Regions from separate parts of the Homo sapiens genome. Here regions 2 and 3 are each linked to region 1. Evidence: chromatin contacts called from ENCODE Hi-C or POLR2A ChIA-PET data. All regions are on one chromosome and are shown on one strand. Each heading gives the region's core, a stretch centred on a gene start or an enhancer-like site at or near the end of the contact. The rest is flanking DNA. Distances are from core to core; before and after follow the strand shown. Region 1 holds the start of USP11 (ubiquitin specific peptidase 11). Region 2 has its middle 38 kb from the start of ARAF. Region 3 holds the start of TIMP1 (TIMP metallopeptidase inhibitor 1).

Region 1 (2,742 bases), core at 189-2,688:
CAGAGAATCTGACAAGATTCAACTGGGCTTGAAGAGCAGCTATCTGCCATGTGTCTGACTCAACTCAAATGCCACTTTCTTTGGGGACCCTTAAGTGAAAGGCCTGCTCCCTTTCCTCACCCAGAGCTTACACAACTGAGTTTGTGACCCCTCATCTATGCCAGGTCTGGGCTGGGGGCTGGAATCACAGTAATAAAGACACAATCCCTGCCCCGCAGAGATTAACTGAAAATAGGTAAATTATGAAATTGTGAGGGGGAAGGGAGGTTCGAAATTAAAGTCATCATCAACGGGGCTGGCAGCCCCAGCAGAGGAAAGAATAGCATAGCCTAGAGCAGTGGTTCTCAACCAGAGACATTTTTCCCCCAAAGGACATTTGGTAATGTCTGGAGATACTTGGTTGTCCTGAGGGGTACTACTTGGTATCTAGTAGGTAGAGGCCAGGGATGCTGCTACATATCCTGCAATGCCCACAACAAAGAAATGACAGTGCTGAGGTTGAGAGACCCTGGCCTAGTCCAAGGGTTCTCAAACTTTGGGTCTCGGGATTCCTTTATGTTCTTAAAAGTTTAAGATATTCAAAAGAGTTTTTGCTTATGTCATATAGCCTCTGGATTCAGAAGCCTCTGGATAATCACACTGTACACCCCTGAGAGAATGAGAGTGAAAAAGTATTGTGAAAATAGTTTTCATTTTGTGAAACCCCAAGAGGATTTTTGGACCGGTAGACAGGCTGGGACCACTGGGACCACACGGTTGGAGAATGTTTGGCCTGGTGTTTAAGGTCACAGCTCTGAAACCAGATTTCTCAAGTCTAAACTGCAGCTCCACCACTAATTAGCTGAGGGACGTTTCTGGTACTCAGCGTCCCCATTGTTACCCATGGGTGACAAGGACAGTACCTGCTGCCTGAGGCTACTATTTTAGTCCAATAAAGCACTTAAACTGGGCGGACAGCTAGTTTAGTTATGATTGCTATGACTCCAACAAACATAGGGCCTGGGGCTAACTTGTCTTCAACACCTTGTCTAGTGAATAAATCTAGTTCAGGAAGAGAAACAACAGCCCGCAGGCCTCGGTGGGTCTCTGGAGGTGGAAACCTCTTTTGCATTGGGTTTTGATGGTACAATGAAGGGCATTCTGATCAGGCTAACAAAAACACTGCTCCCAGGGTAGGAGTCCTAGCCCACCTCGGGAACCTCAGCCTCCACTTTCCATGCCACCTGTGCCCTAAGTCTACAGGGCGTTAGGACCCCACAAGGCACTTTTGTCTTTCTTGGTTCCCACTGAAGATTTTACCCCACCTAGCCCTTCGACGCGTCTGTGCACGGGGCCATTTCCAATATGGCAGTAGCCCCGCGACTGTTTGGGGGGCTCTGCTTCCGTTTCCGGGACCAGAATCCGGAAGTGGCTGTTGAGGGGCGTCTTCCAATCTCGCACAGCTGCGTTGGCTGTAGAAGAGAACGGACGGCGATGGCGACGGTCGCAGCAAATCCAGCTGCTGCTGCGGCGGCTGTGGCGGCGGCAGCGGCGGTGACTGAGGATAGAGAGCCACAGCACGAGGAGCTGCCAGGCCTGGACAGCCAGTGGCGCCAGATAGAAAACGGCGAGAGTGGGCGAGAACGTCCACTGCGGGCCGGCGAAAGCTGGTGAGGCTGGGCTGCGGTGGAGCCTCGGCAGAGGGAACGGTGGGGGCATTGACAACCGCTGGGGATTCGGCGGCCGAGGGCCGCGGGAAAGCTGCTGCGGGGTGCGGGGGCGGGGGAGTGGCCGGCGGGACAGCGGGCTAAAGGGGCGGGGAAGTGCCTTTGAATGAATCGCAACGTCTGGAAAAGGGGCGGGGCCTGTGTGGTGCAGTCTGACGCCTGAGAACAAAATGGGGTTTGTTGTGATGAGACCAGTTTCGGTCCTGGAGGTGGGGCCGGGCCTGCGTAGTGAAACTGCGTAGGAACCTGGGAAGAAGGTGGGTTCTGCTACATAAGGCGGGGGCGCGGCCTGCGCTGCGTAATGCAACTTTTGGGGGCGAGGAGCGGTTTCCGATTGCTCCGGGGCGGCTGGGAACGAGGCGAGCTTTGTGACGTCAGCAGAAGAGCGGGATGGAGCCGAACGGTCCGAGGGAGGGAGCGGGGACCTCCGTGGGGGAGGGGGGAGGAGCCTGGAGCCTGGGAACGAGGTTAGGTTGGTGACGTGAGCTGAGGGGCGTGCTCTGAGGCCGAGGGACGACAGTGGAGGGGAGGTGGTGCCTATGAGGCAGAAAATGGCGCCTGCGAATAAGCAAAGTTTATGACGCGCCGTGGTTTTTGATTCTGGCGGAAGCCTTCCCGAGTCGAGAGAACGTGCAGGTGATTAGCACCGGAGGGGCCTTCCATGTTTAATTGGTTTTCTGTGTTGGTACTGTTTTGTTTTTAGAATCAAGAAAAAGTCGTTTTTTTAAAAAATAGAATTTTGATAAATCGGCTTGTTTTACTGATTTCTTGCTAAACAGTCCTTCTTGAAATTTACTGCTTCTGAGTTCATTTTATTTCTCGCCGAGTTGCATCTCGTTTTTTAATTGTGAAATACGTAAGACTTAAAAAGATTATATAAAACATTTACGCAGCCCAGATTGACGGACATCCTGTTAAAATAAACGGCCTACACTCTTCAAAAATGTCAGGATCATGAAAGACAAAGGCTGAAGAACTGTTCCAAATTGAAGGAATTAATGCAATTTAACGAGTCATGATAACTAAATGCAACATG
Region 2 (2,761 bases), core at 146-2,645, 290 kb after region 1:
GTCATGAAATATTTTTCTGCCTGTGTCTTAAGCAAAGCTATCCTTCAAAAATGAAGGAGAAATTAAAGTTTTTCCCTGACAAGAAAAAGCTGACGGAATTTATCACCACTAGACCAGTCTTAAATGTGGATTTCTAAACCTTGCTAGTCAGTTTGCCAATATTTTAACTTATACCTGTAGCATTTTAATGTCTATTTTATTCCATAAAGATGTATTGGGTACCAGATGTGTGCTTGACACATGGTTACCTGTGGGTCTTTTTATTTCAATTTCATCTTTTACACCAAAAGCTTCTAGGCCTGCCTCCACTATCCAGGTGCCCTGCACTCTCCATTAGGGTGCTGGGGCTAGGGCTCAGATGCCTAGATTCTCCTGAGAACCATCAGCCAGGGAAGAGGAGTTGGGAATGGAAAGCTGCCTTGTTTGTCCGGTACATATGCATATGTAGTTACTGGGGAATTGTAGTTACTGGGAAATTAAATCAGGGCCAACATGTGCATGTTTCTAACGTGGGGATAGATTTCTTCAATTCATTAGATCAATTGAGAGATTCTTAACTGTTTTGAACAGACAAATGTTGACAGGAGTTTATTTCCAGAGGCATATGGACTAAGAGTTTAGGTCTGTGGTGTATATCAGGGTGGGGATTGTTAAGGAAAAGGGATATCTGGGTATTAGGGGAAGGGGTGCACAGATATGTAGGACCGACCCACAGGCCTGGGTGACATCTGGACATCGCCTTACCAAGGAGCCCCGGTGCCCTCCTCAAGCCCTGCCCAGCTCCTTTTCCTGCCTGGCCACAGCCTGGGATGTACCTGGCTTCCCTTTATCTATAAAAAGGAAAGGCTTCCATTTATTTTAATATGAATTTATGCACATTCTACAAAGGCATTACCACACCTGCAGAAAACCATTGTTCGTACTTGGAGGGAGTTTTGATGATCATTCCTGTTCTGTGTATAGTTCACATTTTTACATGGAGATTTCTGTGTGTGTATCCTGCCTTTTTTGCTTTAATAGTACATGAAAATAATTTCCCATGATGTTACATAGTATTGATAAACAATTTTTCAAATGGTTCCATAATATTTTTAAAGAGACTGTCTACCTGAGTTTCTTTAATTTCATATTCCCTGTGGCTTCAGATGTTTCCTTTTTTAAGGATAATGCTTTGATAAGTATCTTTACACGCGTACGCGCACACACACATCCATCTCTGATCCATCAATCTATCAAAAGAAGAGGAGGATGGAGAAGATGGAGGAGGTGAGGGAAGAGGAAAGGAGGAGGGCTGCTCCTTCACGTCGTGAGCTCTGCGGGTGGTTGCGGAGCCTGGGTGAACACGACCGTGACCGTGGCTGCGAAGGCGGGCCCCGCCCTCTGACTGCGGACTACGCGGCGGCGCCTGTGCCGCAGTAGCGCTGGACCTTGGCCTCTGGCGGTCTCTGGCGCCCCCTCCCGTTCGCATCGTGAAGCTGGGCCGAGCCCGCTGCCCGCCGTTCCTCGCTCCTGTCTGCACCTCCTCCTCCGTTTTGCTTCCCTGCAGCTTTTGCCCCGCCCCCCTTCCCCTGCCTCCCCCTGGCCCTCCGCGTGTTAATTTAGGGGCCCCAACCCGGGGAACCCCTCGCAGAGCCAGCTGCTGTCGTTAGGCCCGGGTGAGTGAGCAGGACGAGAGGGCACGGCTGGCGACGGAGCCCCTCCCAGCGCTGCGGCGGGAGAGGGGGCTCAGCTCGAGTCGCCACCCGGACTCGCCGGACCCAGAGCTCCTCTTTGGGGTTCCCGCTCTCCCGCTCCCCGTGCTCCTGGGAAGAGGTTCTGGAAACGACCGAATCTGGGTGCAATCGGGGTGGCGCACAATCGCGCCCCTCCAGTCCCCTCTGCGGGCAGAGGAAGTGGGACTCGAGGACCAGAGCTCTCGGGCCTCCTGATCCAGGGACCTGCCATTTCCTGGCCCAGGACCCCGGGAATGCCCGAGCATGGCACCTCGACGTGGCAGGAAAACTGTTCAGGAGGCGGCAGAGGAGCCTGTGGGGGACGGGAGGCAGCCACCTCCCCGCGTCCTTCGAACCCTTTGCTTGGGCTGCCGGGCATCAATACCCCAACTCACCCAGCACCCCCTCTTCAGAATAACCTCAAAACCCAACCGGGCTCCTGGCCACAGGGCCTTCTCTTAGTCCAACCACCAGGCTGAGTGAATCCTCGTGGAGCCAGGAGGGTCCTCAGTGACCCTGCACAAACCCGTTATCAAGTCACCCCAAGTGGGATCCAATTAGCATCCTGTCTCACCCAGAATCGCCACTTACCACACCTCTACCTGCCTCTGTGTGCTTGGTCCCCACCATTTCTCCTGCAGTCCCAGACTAAGGAAGGACTGGACGGCCCGACCCAAGCCTCCCGCAAATGATTTTAAGGAAGGAGATGCCCCTCGGCAGCCAGACATGAGGATTGATTCCAGGACTCACCCAGCTGCTGCCCCAGGGACCCCACAGACTTCCCAAGCAGAGCCAGTTCCCTGGGAGGGCTGCATGGAGGAGGAGACCTGCCAACACTGGAGCCGAGGGGTTTCTACTGATTCATTCACAAAGCTTAGATCTCAGATCTTGGACACATGACTGAACTTCACAAAGTCTCAGGATCCACACACATTTTCCATTTATTCTTCTTATTTTATTTTATTTTTTAGACGGAGTCTTGCTCTGTCACCCAGGCTGGAGTGCAGTGGTGCGATCTCGGCTCACTGCAACCTCCACCTCCCGGGTTC
Region 3 (2,700 bases), core at 80-2,579, 350 kb after region 1:
GTAAGCACTCCATAAGGGCTGCTGGTAGTTTTTGTTGTGTTCTTGTTATTGGGCTATCATCCCTGAGTTAATCAAACTTAATTAGCAAGGGAGTATGGTGAGTGAATGAGATAATTTATACAAACACTTTAGCACATAGTACACAGAAAGTGCTCAATAAGTGGCTGCCATCATCACTACAATTATTATTATTGATCTATCCTCCTCGAATTAAGGATGTTAATCAGAACCCCAGGGAAGGTTCCTGCATTGTCAGAAAGCTGGTGGGCAAGGATTGCCCCACCCCACCCCCCACCAGGGGTACAGGTCCATGGGGAGGGGGCAGGGCAGGATGGGGTGGGGATTAGTTTTCTACTGACCCACTCACTTGCTTCTTTCACCATCATTCATGGCCACCCCCTTCCCAATGCTCATTCATTCACCCGCACCATTCCCTGCTTGCTAGGACGGTGCCACTCCTGAGTTACAACCCTGGTGCCAGGTAGCCTCTGTTTGAATCCCGGCCATGCCCTGTGATCTTAGGAAAATTCTACAGTTCCTCTACGCCCCATATTTCCTCATCCGTAAAACGGGAATAAGAACCGGTACCCATCTCAGAGATTTGTTGTGAGCTTTGAGTGAGATAAACTATGCTGAGTGCCTGGTATACAGTAGGTGCTGTATAAATGCCGGCTATTTGCCTGTGTTATTTGAGACCCTGGCTTTGGCTCCTGGCCACCTGAGTTCCAGTCTCAGTTCTGCCATGTATTGACTCTGTGATCCTGGGTAAGTCACTTAACCACTCCGTGCCTCAGTTTCCCCATTTTGTATTCCTCCCCTTTCACCTGCCTTATCTCCCTCCACTGCTGCTACTTAATTTGTTTCCTCTCTGCCACCCCTCACCAGCATGTCAGACATACAAAACAAGGGATTTTTGTGTGCTTGGCACACAGTAGATGCACAATAAATGTTGAAGGGCTGAACTAATTTGGGTTTGAGTCATAGGGAGCTTGGGGGATGTGGGTGATTGGATAGATTCTGGAGACTTTAGGGGACTGGGCCGGGGGAAATGCGGCCTCTAAGCTCTCCGCTGAGGCGGCTTGGAAGGAATAGTGACTGACGTGGAGGTGGGGGAGGTGGCTGGCCCGGGCGAGGCCCAGGGAGAGGGAGAGGAGGCGGGTGGGAGAGGAGGAGGGTGTATCTCCTTTCGTCGGCCCGCCCCTTGGCTTCTGCACTGATGGTGGGTGGATGAGTAATGCATCCAGGAAGCCTGGAGGCCTGTGGTTTCCGCACCCGCTGCCACCCCCGCCCCTAGCGTGGACATTTATCCTCTAGCGCTCAGGCCCTGCCGCCATCGCCGCAGATCCAGCGCCCAGAGAGACACCAGAGGTAAGCAGGGCCCGGGGTGGCCCAGCAGGGACCGGAGCTGGGCTGCAGCTTGGGTGCTGGCCACCAGGCCCGTGCACTCCCGTGCCAGATGCCTGTCTACTCAGCTTGGCCTGCGGGTACCAGGACCCTGGGCTAGTCTAGGGGGAAGAGGGTCGGAGGCTGGAACTGCTTTCCCAACCCCGAGGCTCCAAACTCCCTAGAACCCCTGACATCCGCCCCCAATTCCCCCAAACCCATGACCCCCTAATATCACAAATGCTTTCCAAATCCCCCCGCAAATTCCTTCATCCCGAAATTTCCCTCATCGCCCCCTAAATACCCACCGCTAACCCCTGCAGCTCCCTAAACTCCCCCAGCTCCCCAATCCCCAGTTCCCCAGCTCCCAAACTTCTTTTGCCCTCAAATTCCTCAAGTATCCCCATTGCCTTAAGCCCCCAAATTCCCCCAACCCCTTCAACCTCCAAACTCCCCCAGCTCCCTAAACCCCCAACCTCCTCCAAATTCCTCAACCTCCCTAAATTCCCCCAGCCTCTTATATCTCTTAATATACACAACCCCTAAACTCTGCCGTCTCCAAACTCCTCCAGCCCCCAATCCCAAATTCCTCACCCCCAAACTCCTCAACCTCCAGAATTCCCCAATCCCCTCATTCCTCAAACTTCCTCAGCCCCCTTCTCCCCCAAGTGCCACAACCCCATAACCCCGCAACTCACTCAGTCCCTCAATAATTTAAACTCTCCCAACTCTCTAAACCCTAAATTCCTCTGCGCTCCCCAATCCCCTTAAAATCCCTAAGCTTACCAACCCCTCAAGCCCAAATCCAGCCCCCTAATCCCCCCCATAGGCTGCCCCGGGGCAAGATGGGGTGGATGACCTGCCCAGGTCAGCAGATCAGCTGGGCCGGGGCCTGCCTGACATCCCCCTTCCCCACAGAACCCACCATGGCCCCCTTTGAGCCCCTGGCTTCTGGCATCCTGTTGTTGCTGTGGCTGATAGCCCCCAGCAGGGCCTGCACCTGTGTCCCACCCCACCCACAGACGGCCTTCTGCAATTCCGACCTCGGTGAGTCCTCACCCCACTCAGCCCACACACTCTGCCTTGGTTTCCCTTTCAGTCCAGTGGGGCTCACCATGGCACTTACCTCTAGAATGATTCCACTCGCCCCTGCACTTCCTCTGCTTTAGCCACACTGGCATCCTCACACTTCCTTGAGTACTCTGTGCCCAAGCCCACCACAGGATCTGCATGCTGGCTGCTCCCTCTGCCTGGTACACTTTCCCCCCAGGTATCCACATGGGTGGCTGCCTCAAACGTCACCTTCTCAGGATGGCC

Evidence for each region. A loop is a pair of places that touch in the nucleus more often than their neighbours do. ChIA-PET counts read pairs that join two places held with the same protein, here RNA polymerase II (POLR2A). Pooled maps may share reads with other maps.
Region 2: a loop to region 1 is called in a map of gastrocnemius medialis, with 3 times the contacts of the local background. The contact joins the enhancer-like site here to the promoter of USP11 in region 1. A Hi-C loop is called at or near these places in 2 of 168 maps with a recorded cell type or tissue (gastrocnemius medialis and sigmoid colon), 11 of 37 single-sample maps with no recorded cell type and 15 of 50 pooled maps. POLR2A ChIA-PET finds 5 or more read pairs at or near these places in 15 of 52 experiments (A549, AG04450, B cell and 12 more).
Region 3: a pooled map shows a loop between it and region 1 (15-fold over the local background). The contact joins the promoter of TIMP1 here to the promoter of USP11 in region 1. A Hi-C loop is called at or near these places in 2 of 37 single-sample maps with no recorded cell type and 8 of 50 pooled maps. POLR2A ChIA-PET finds 5 or more read pairs at or near these places in 2 of 52 experiments (OCI-LY7 and activated B cell).

What each region holds. Positions count from the first base shown.
Region 1 is chrX:47,231,571-47,234,312 of GRCh38, forward strand. USP11 (ubiquitin specific peptidase 11) reads left to right here and starts at 1,439. Exons shown (of 21, transcript NM_001371072.1): 1 at 1,439-1,649. The coding sequence starts at 1,474. RefSeq lists a cis regulatory region at 1,094-2,316 and enhancers at 1,319-1,368, 1,794-2,377.
Region 2 is chrX:47,522,121-47,524,881 of GRCh38, forward strand. No RefSeq gene overlaps it. Among named protein-coding and RNA genes, the nearest start is that of ARAF, 38 kb to the right of the region's middle. RefSeq lists silencers at 1,538-1,607, 1,668-1,717. Within about 2 kb of position 1,396, at least 4 of the 41 ENCODE cell types and tissues checked have a DNase peak (open chromatin) inside an H3K27ac peak, as active enhancers do.
Region 3 is chrX:47,581,107-47,583,806 of GRCh38, forward strand. TIMP1 (TIMP metallopeptidase inhibitor 1) reads left to right here and starts at 1,330. Exons shown (of 6, transcript NM_003254.3): 1 at 1,330-1,368; 2 at 2,302-2,430. The coding sequence starts at 2,310. All of the region lies in intron 5 of SYN1 (synapsin I), which reads right to left. RefSeq lists silencers at 978-1,127, 1,188-1,287.